Regions from separate parts of the Homo sapiens genome. Here region 2 is linked to region 1. Evidence: chromatin loops called from intact Hi-C (ENCODE). Cell type or tissue: IMR-90. All regions are shown on one strand. Each heading gives the region's core, and the rest is flanking DNA. Links, peaks and the distances in the headings are about the cores only.

What was found. Hi-C counts contacts between places; a loop is a spot of excess contacts. Peaks named below come from ENCODE experiments on the same cell type or tissue, not always from the same donor. Only the 100,000 strongest peaks of a DNase experiment are listed, where the experiment ranks them.
Region 2: it touches region 1 in a loop (2.7-fold over the local background); 1 of 110 quality-filtered maps calls a loop at or near these places.

Annotation. Positions count from the first base shown.
Region 1 is chr1:216,845,570-216,850,280 of GRCh38, forward strand. It overlaps a transcript of ESRRG not described here. Among named protein-coding and RNA genes, the nearest start is that of ESRRG, 120 kb to the left of the region's middle. In IMR-90, for the core only: no CTCF peak of the experiment used is centred there; a DNase peak (open chromatin) is centred at 2,012.
Region 2 is chr1:217,125,088-217,129,798 of GRCh38, forward strand. It overlaps a transcript of ESRRG not described here. Among named protein-coding and RNA genes, the nearest start is that of ESRRG, 400 kb to the left of the region's middle. In IMR-90, for the core only: no CTCF peak of the experiment used is centred there; no DNase peak of the experiment used is centred there.

The DNA of each region.
Region 1 (4,711 bases), core at 434-4,433:
TCCTGTTCTGTGCCCTTTCCTGGCTTGTAAGCTATACTGTTTTATCCCCTCTAGACTCTGAAGCATCCAGTGGCCTTCATGTCAGTACCTGACTCAGTTTTCCCCTCCCCTGAAAACATTCCTACTCTGGAACTTTCTAACTCATCCTATCCTTGTCTTTCTTCCAAAACATCCAGATTCAGGCATCATATTCTCCCAGTCGCTACTCTTAGGCTTAAGCTAACCTGGCAAACCTCTGGACTTAAAAAGCATCAGCTGGCAATAATAATGAACAGGACCCCACTTTCCTGGAAGAGTGATACACCCTCCACTCAGGATGTCTCCACTCCACTCCTCTTTGAGAGGAAGGGAAAGAAAGCTGCGTTTCTATTGCACCAAGAAGGAAATCGTCTACAGAAGGCTCCCAGTGTCTCTTGTCTTTCTTTCCTTTGTCACAGTAACCACTTAACCGTATTCATTCCTGATCGTAAAAATAATTTTCTAAAAACACAGTAGCAAATTTAAATCATGTAAAAAGAACAAAATTTAACCTATAAATCCCTAAATAACAACTTCATAGTTTGTTTCTTTTTGGTCTCTTCTCTTTGGACATCTTTACATGGTCAATATCGTACACTATATTTAGTTTTCCCCCACTTATTATATTGTGAAAATATTTCCACGTCTTTACGTATTCTTGATCACCATTTTGGACAGGAGAGCGTATTTCACTATAGGGATTTATTGCCATTTAGTTAACAATGCCCTATAAGAAATTACTAGGTTATTTTTACTTATAAACAAGGAAACAATAAACATATGTCTTTGTCTAGAGGAGTTGGCAAACTTTTCTGTAGAGGTCCGGATAGTCAGTATTTTAGGCTTTATGAGCCATATGGTCTCTGTTTCAACTACTCATTTCTGCTGTAGTTAGATACAATGAGTAGATAAATGGCTGTGACTACGTTCCGATAAAATTTTATTCACAAAAACAGGCACCGGACAGAATTTGGCCTGAGGGCAGCAGTTTGCCAACCCAACCCCTGGCCTAGATCTCTGATTGCTTTCTCAAGATGCATAAAAGTGTAATCACTAAGCCAAAGGGGTGAACATTTGTAACAGATACTGAAATATCTATTATTCATCTTAAATATTGTTGCATGCTTGATTTTTCACAATAACAAAGTCACTAATTTAGTTAACTTAGAGGAATCCTGACCCAATTAACATTCCTCAAAAAGGAGGAAAACTGAGGCCCAGATAAAGCTGAACCTGAATCTTCGGTTTTATTTGACATTCCCCTTATGTAGTTCTCTTTAAAGATAGTTTTTTGTATATATATTTATATATATAAAACTAATTCAGATGCAGAAAGCAAGTTTCCAGGAGTACTGCAACAGTGCAGTCACTAAACTAAGAAAAGACAATTTCTTGAATTCTCAGGGCTTTGATAACTCAACATTCCTTCCAGGTAAATAATTCAATGGCAGTCACCAGCAGGGTGACTACTGCTTTTTTAGTGTAAAATGAGTAAGATAAGAGGCTTGTTAATCATGTATTATGATTACTGCTTAGGCCACAAAGGAGAGTTGACAGTACCAGTTACAGTACATCAAGGTCTGCCGTGCACAATTTGTGCTACTAGGGCTCTATATTATTAAAGTTTGAAGATGTGTGAGGGTATAAATGACCCCTATCTAAAGTTTTCAAGTAATGTTTAGTATTTACACTATAAATCTGCTCTAACATGGCATTAAGTTGCAATTTTAGTTTTACTTAATAAACTATATAGGGGCAGACAACCTATTTGCTATCTTTATTCTCAACAGACAAAGAATTTAAATATGTTCTCAAGAGAGTTCAAAAGGTACCATGATTTAACTGGAGTAGAAAGGAAAGGGATACATTTTAATTCCCAAAATGATTTTCCTCGGGGGAGTATGAACGCTTTTTGCATTCTGTCATGGTTTCTTTTTAACTACACCAACACATCCTTTCTCGGCAACCAACCAGAGATGATGAGAGCCAGGATGAATCCCATGAGTCATTTTAGTCCAGGCTCCTGTGTCAGCAGAGCAGTTCTCATTATTCTTAAGCATATTGTCTCTCTCTAAACTGGGCATGTCCAGGTCTGTGATTCTACTATGATATGAATGGATATTAAACCCTGGGTGAACCTGCTCTTCATTCATGGCCTATTATCAAAGCATCATGACTGCTGAGCTGAGGGGTCCATGCCTAAATACAGACATTGGGCATCTGGTTGGCAAGAAACACAGTGGCGGTGGCTATGCCCTCTAACTCTCTAGTGTACAATAATATGTTCAGGGAGCAGAAGAGGGACACTCCATTCTTGTCTCCTGTGGCTAATGTTTTTTAATCATGAACAAATGCTGTTCCAAGATGTTGGTATAGGACAGCGTTTCTCGACCTCAGGATTATAAACATTTAGAGGCAGATAATTCTTTGTTGTGGGAGGCTGTCCTGTGCATTGTAGGATGTTTAGCAGCATCCATGGTTTTTGCCACCCACTTAGTGACAACCAAAAATGACTCCAGATATTGGCAAATGTCCCGTGGGGTAATGGTGGGAGGTGAAATCATCCTGACTGAGAAGGACCTAGAATGGCAACTCAAAGGCAGAAAGACATGTAAAAGTACACACTGCACTTGCCCATCTCCTCTGTCAAGTATGCTTCTGGGGTGGGAATGAAGAAAGCAATGCAGCCCTGGGAAGAGACACCAGAAAGACTGAGCCCTACATGGACATGTAAATTTTTCTCTACCTGAGGTTTAGAATGTCTGGCTTGTGCTCAGCAGTCATCACAAAGCTAGATATGAATTTCTTGGCTTTTTTTTTTTTTGACTCATTAGGTCGCCCTGCTCAAAATGATTTACACAGAGATAATTAAACTTAAGCCCTAAGGGCTAGTTAACTGTTTAGCAGTGTATACATTTCATATAACCATTTCCATACATCTAGTTTTAAATTCATTAACAAAAATTAATAGCTACCCAGTGCTCTACATTGCGCAGCATGTTGCTATGGTATGCTTGCTAAATTACCCCTTTCTATCACTCCTCCAGCGATCTCATAGACAGTTAAACTTTGCTATGCTGGAAATGTTGCCTACCAATTTGCAGCAAAGCTCATATTTACTATATTTAGTGTGAATAATTGACTGCACTTCGGAAAATATTTGTCTCTGTTTGGTGTGCCTCTGGAACATTCTATCAGCTTTAAAGAACAGTACATGCACTTTTTTCACTCTTTGAAGAATCACCGAGAAACATTTAATAGGTAATACTAGCGCTGGATATGCATTAGAAATATATGTTTTACTAATATTGTCCTTCATCTGAAAGTCCCTTAACTGCACTTAAATATCTTGTATTTTTTCCTCCTGGCGTATTTTATGAGGACGAAATGCCTTTCTGATATGAACTACCTATGACCCATTAAATAATTATCTTCTTATTTCTGAATACCAATATAAAAAGAAAAATGAGACAGTAAATCTCTTTTCTATAAACTTATTGCCACAATTATACATATTTTAGAATTTTTGGTAATTAAAATATATTTTCCATTAAAAAATAATCTCTAATCATTCTTCACCAATATTTACATTGTTCACTTCAGGTCTGAAAAGGAGTCAGGGTGAACTAATTCATTGTTTACACTCAGAATCCTAGGTGGCCCAAACCCATAAAGGTAGTACAATGCACTGTATCTTTCGTTCTTAGTACTTATCTTAATCTTAATAACTAGCCAGACAACTGACTCCAGAGTCTGGGGCTTATCAACTGGAATTCGTCACATGAACCCAACAGAAGACAAGAAATACATTATATAACAATGCTACACAAGTCATTATCTCTCGACATTTAAAGGTATGCATTCAAAAACTATGTAAGGCTTTTATATATTTATTTATTTATCTTTTGCTGAACTCAGATTCCACTAGTTTCTATTAAATTTGATAGCAAACGAACAGAAATGCCCTTGTTAGGTATTATCTGCAAACAGTTTACTACCAAGAGATCAAAAGGATTCGTCCTACTTCATTTCAGCATTGGCTACTGGGAACAATCTGCTTGAAAAACTTTCCTTGATACAGATTATATAGGAAACAGATTAATAAGAAAATAAAAAGACCCACGCTCCTCAAATATTGAAAAATGTCAACTACTTTAGTAGAAATTTCAGTATCTTCCCAATAGCACTTTTTCTGGATTCCTTTGAAGTAGCTTATACAAACAACAGTAATATTGAGCCATCTATACTACAGTTTTCCCAGACCATGTCTTGGGTTAAAAACAGGACATGACTCTTTCAACTATTCACATGGAAGGTATCTTCTTCAGCAGAAAGAAGTTTATGAACTCTCTTGTTTTAGTGAATGATTTATTGTAAATATTTCTAATTGCACTTTAAAATTTTCATTCTAAATAAATGGAGACTGAAAGGTGTAATGCACTTTATATACTTCTGCAAGATAAGATTTATTTCTTTTACCAGTTTTACAGAACATTTATTATGTCTATAATGAGCTAAATATTTTTACTGAGACTTCAAATAGAAATATATACACAATTTAAAATGTAGATAGCCAAACCATTGGCATCATCCAAATAAATATTTTCTTTAAAATCACTCCTTTTGAATTATTTCTTCAAAAGAAATGAATGGTGAAAATATTTGTTAAATGACAGCTGAATTTTTGCTTTCT
Region 2 (4,711 bases), core at 195-4,194, 280 kb after region 1:
TCAAGTCTGCCCATTCCCTATCCTAGATCCCAGTGCTTGCTAGGTTATCAGAACAATACTACACTGGGGAGGGAGGGCAGTGGGACTCCATTTTTATAATATACTCTATATCCATACCAGTACCACAAGTGTACTGGGCCTTCCAGGGGTCACAGGATTTCACTGGAGTATCCTGTACAGCACTAGACCTAGCAGTTGTTGTCTGTACGAAGGATGCTGTGATAAATCTGGAAAACATTACATACCATAGTCCTCTCTCAGATATTTGCAGTACATAATAGTACATACTAGACTCTGAAACATCCTATAGTGAAGAAATCTGTTGAATCCATTGTTTCACAAATGTATTTGTCTACAAGAAAAATCTTCAGACAAAACACTTGTTGACATCTTCCCTCCATAGATTGTGAGTTGGTTCCATGAGGTCAGGAACCATGCCATTTTGGTCATTTCTTTTCCTCAAGTGCTTAACATAGTATTTGATACTTTAATAAATATTTGACAAATTAATGAATATTGTATGGAAGTAGGGTCCCAAAGAACCAGCTTTGTAAAACTATATGATAAAAACATGGCATATCTATGGAACACCTCAAGTAAGAACAACCTCACTGAACTGGAAGATCACTTTGAATCTATTTAAATCCCAACATGTAAGGCAACATTAAAAATATGTTGGTATTTATTATTATCATATGTGGTCAGACAACTTCTTCTTTCCTCTCAAACTATCTTTTCTTAGTATCAAATAAATCTAACTAAATATTTCAAGATGTTTGGTGTCTAGATCCCTGATGCTTGAATTTGCTGTGTATGAGAACCTCTTGTGGGTATTATTGAAATTTCTGAGGCCCAGGGATTCAGTATTTCTAGAGCAGGGCCCAGGGCTCTACATTTTACACAAATAACCCAGGTCACTCTGTCATAGGGTTTTGGATGGAATGCACTCTCAGAAAAGCTGATCAAGAGATATTGTGGTAGAGGAGGCCTGAACTTGTTATCAGAGGCCTAGCTTTGAGTCTCAGCTCTGCATCCAGACTAGTTGTGCGGTCATGGGCAGTAATCTCTAAGCCTCACTTTCCTCTCTGTGGGATTCAAAATATGTTTCTTTACCTACCTACCTAGCTACCTACCTAGCTACCTACCCACCCACCCCGTAGCACCATGTAGGAAAAAAGTATCTATAAAACCCTGCCTTGAAGCCTAACAGATACTTAACACATGTTGTTCAATAAATCAATAAATTTGCAGTTATTTCAACATTCTATAATATTAAACAAATTATATCACGCCAAGTGGTACAGTGCAGAAAGGTTTTCTGCTGGTTATTTAGACATAGATAAAATGCCTGAACCAACTGTGCTGTATACACCCATGCCATAAGCCTGGCAAATCCCATAGTACACTTGGCCCATGTTTATGGAAATATTGTTGGCCAAATCATGGTGAGGGTCAAGCTATATGACATTGGTCACAACACATAGAATATTAAAATATTTCTTCTGCTTGGTACCAGATCTTCAAAAAGCAGACTCTTTAATCTTAAGTAGGCAAACAGCAGGAATTAACTTGGCTTGGTATAGACACACCTACAAAGGGAAGGTTCCTGCTAATCGAGTATCCTCATCAATAATAATTAACAATTGTTAAAAAATTAGAGTGCATTGGAATACATGTAATGATAATATGGTACTCTGCATATCCAATTATCTCTCCATTCAAGAGACCTTTCTGGAGCCCACAGTACTCAGGCTAATTGCTATGAACACTGCCCAACTGCATTGCATGAATACTTTGAAAGCATTAGACATTGGATTGATTGTTTCCCAAATTTGTGGCATATTCTGAAGCCTGCCTTTTGAAATAGATGTGATATTACTTATTATTTACCTTTTGTGCATAAAATAAGGAAATAAATTCTATAACTGAAAAATCTCTGCCTAAAAGATTAATTATTAGAGATTTCCAATTACGGGGTGTCAACTATACTCACGGTATATTGATTTATATCCATTTGCTTTTTGTGTTGGTGTTTCTTACTCTTCTGATTTTAAACACTTAATTGTAACTGCTTGTTCGAAGTCTCATTGCTCTGTGATTAATGCTAACAGCAAGAGAACTTTGCAAAGCTAAACTTGTGCCACAATGTTCATTTTCTATGTTTATTATTGCCTTTTGCTTATATGTTTTGGTTATAAGCTATTTTTCATGCCTGTGTCTTATGTTAGCAGTAACAAACGTGATTAATGACAGGACTTATGCAGGTAAACAGGTGAATAAATCATGCCAAGTTTGGTGACCCCATCAAAAGATGGCCTTGAAAACTCACCTCCAGCTGATGGTTGCCATAAGAGAATGCAGGAGAGCAGCCACAGCATTGCTAGACCTTCCAGTGTTTCAAGAGAAGTCTAATGCATAATAGGTACTCGATAAGTATTTGTTGATTCAATACAGAGATTCAGATTTTCATCTGAAATCCCTGGATTATTTTATTCTAAGCAACATAATGTGGTAAGTAACTGAGAACATGGACTCTTGAATCAGACTGCCTGACTTAAAAACCCAGCTCTGCCACTCATCAGCTGTATGACCTCGGGCAAGTTATAGAAAAACTCCCTGCCTCAGTTTTCTAACTTGTAAAATGGGGGAAAATAATAGTACCTACTTTGTGGAACTGTTTCAGTTAATTTTAAAATATTTTTAAAATCTTGGGAGAATATCTGGTAGAATGTAAGAGCTACGTTAAAAAGGAAACACACTAAAGCTTCCATTTTTTTAAATAAATATGTCTCATATGTAGAAAACATTTTCACATATGTTATTCCTTTTTGTCCCCACAATAATTATCAGATAAAGGTGTTATTCTGCAGATAAGGAAAGAGAATTTCCCTTGGGATCCCTCAGATGTTTTCAGGTGACAGCCACACATGTGCTCGCTGGCCACGCAAGAGCACTGTGCACAGGTACTTAGGCAGTATCCAGGGGTTTGCCCATTAGCACACTCCATAAAATGACAAATGCAGAAATTTGATCCAAGACCACTAGTGGACAAAATCGGAGGTCTCCAAACCAGTGTCCACCATAAGTCTTCTTACTCAATAACTAACTAATTAAAATAAAATGAAGATCTCATCCAAACCACTGCATTCGTTGTTTTCAATCAATAAATTAATTACCTAAAAGCAACCAATTTAAAACAATAAGCAAAGCCTTTACATTTAATAATGTCCATTGATATCCTTACTCTTTTATTAAGTTTTGTCTTAAAAATGTTTTGCAATGATTTAGTTTCTCTGCTCTCTGACTCCAAGAACTTTCTCTCAGTAACTTTACAAGCATGTCATCTGACTACTGTGGCCTATGTGTTAGAAACTGCTAAATTAGAAACACCCTGTCAACCTTTTGATTTTCCTGGTTATTGTTGGTTTAAGGCAGCTCCTTAATGTTATTTAAACAGAGGAGACTATTTGAAATTTCTTGGTAGATGAATTTGATAATGATAATTTAAAAAAAAATAACTACTGTCATCCTGAGATAAAAGATCTCATTCATAGGCTAGACACCTTATCTGAATAACTCAGGACTTCTTCGAAGAAAAAGGTCAGTGTAGCCCCACCTGTTTCCTTTTCTTGAACAGCAATAACTTTACATACTCCCTGATAATCTGCATTTGGTAAAGTTGATTGGGCATTAAAGAAGTGTCTTCTCTTTACTTGGGTTTTAAATTTTTGTTTTGTGTTATGTTTAATCTGAGTCTTTTCATGGATGTGTAATGTCTTTATTGTTAAAAATAACTACTGCTATCTCCTCAGGCGGAGGTAGGAGGATCACTTAAGCCCAGAAGTTGGAGACCAGCCTGGGCAACATAATGAGACCCCAGTCTCAAAAACATACTACTGGGAATTCATCAAAATTAAAAACTTCTATGAATAACAGAGCACTATCAACAAAGTGTTAAAAAAACCCACAGAATAAGAGAAAATACAAATATTTGCAAATCCTATATCTTAGGATTTAATATTCGGAATATATAAAGAACTCTTACAACTCAACAACAAAGAGACAAAAGTCCCAATTTAAAAATCGTCAAGACTCTGAATAGACATTTCTCCAAAGAGAATATACAAATGGTCAATAAGCACATGAAAATATACTTGGCATCATTAGTTACTAGGAAAATACAAATCGAAACAACAGTGAATTACCACTTACACCCACTAGTATGGCTATCAGAAATAAAAGGAAAATAAATGTTGATGAGGAATGGAGAAATTAAATCCCACATACATTTTTAATGGGAATGTAAAATTATGTAGCTGCTGTGGAAAGAAGTATGGTTGGTTCCTAAACAAAGTTGGACCCAAGAGAGCAGAAAACATATGTTTAAACAAAACTTTGTACACAGGTGTTCACAGCAGCATTATTCATAATAACCAAAAAGTGGAAGCAACCCAAATGCCTATCAGCTGATGAATGTGTAAACAAAAGGTGATATATCCATAATATTGAATACTATTCAGCGATAAAGAGGGATGAAGAACTGACTCATGTTACAATATGGATGAACCTTCATAACAAATGAAGTTATATGAAGATAATAAGAGAAAGAAGCCAGATACAAAAGGCCAAATGTTAAATGATTCCAACTATAAAATGTCCAGAATAGGCAAACCCATAGAGACAGAAAGCAGATTAAGGCTTGACAGTGGCT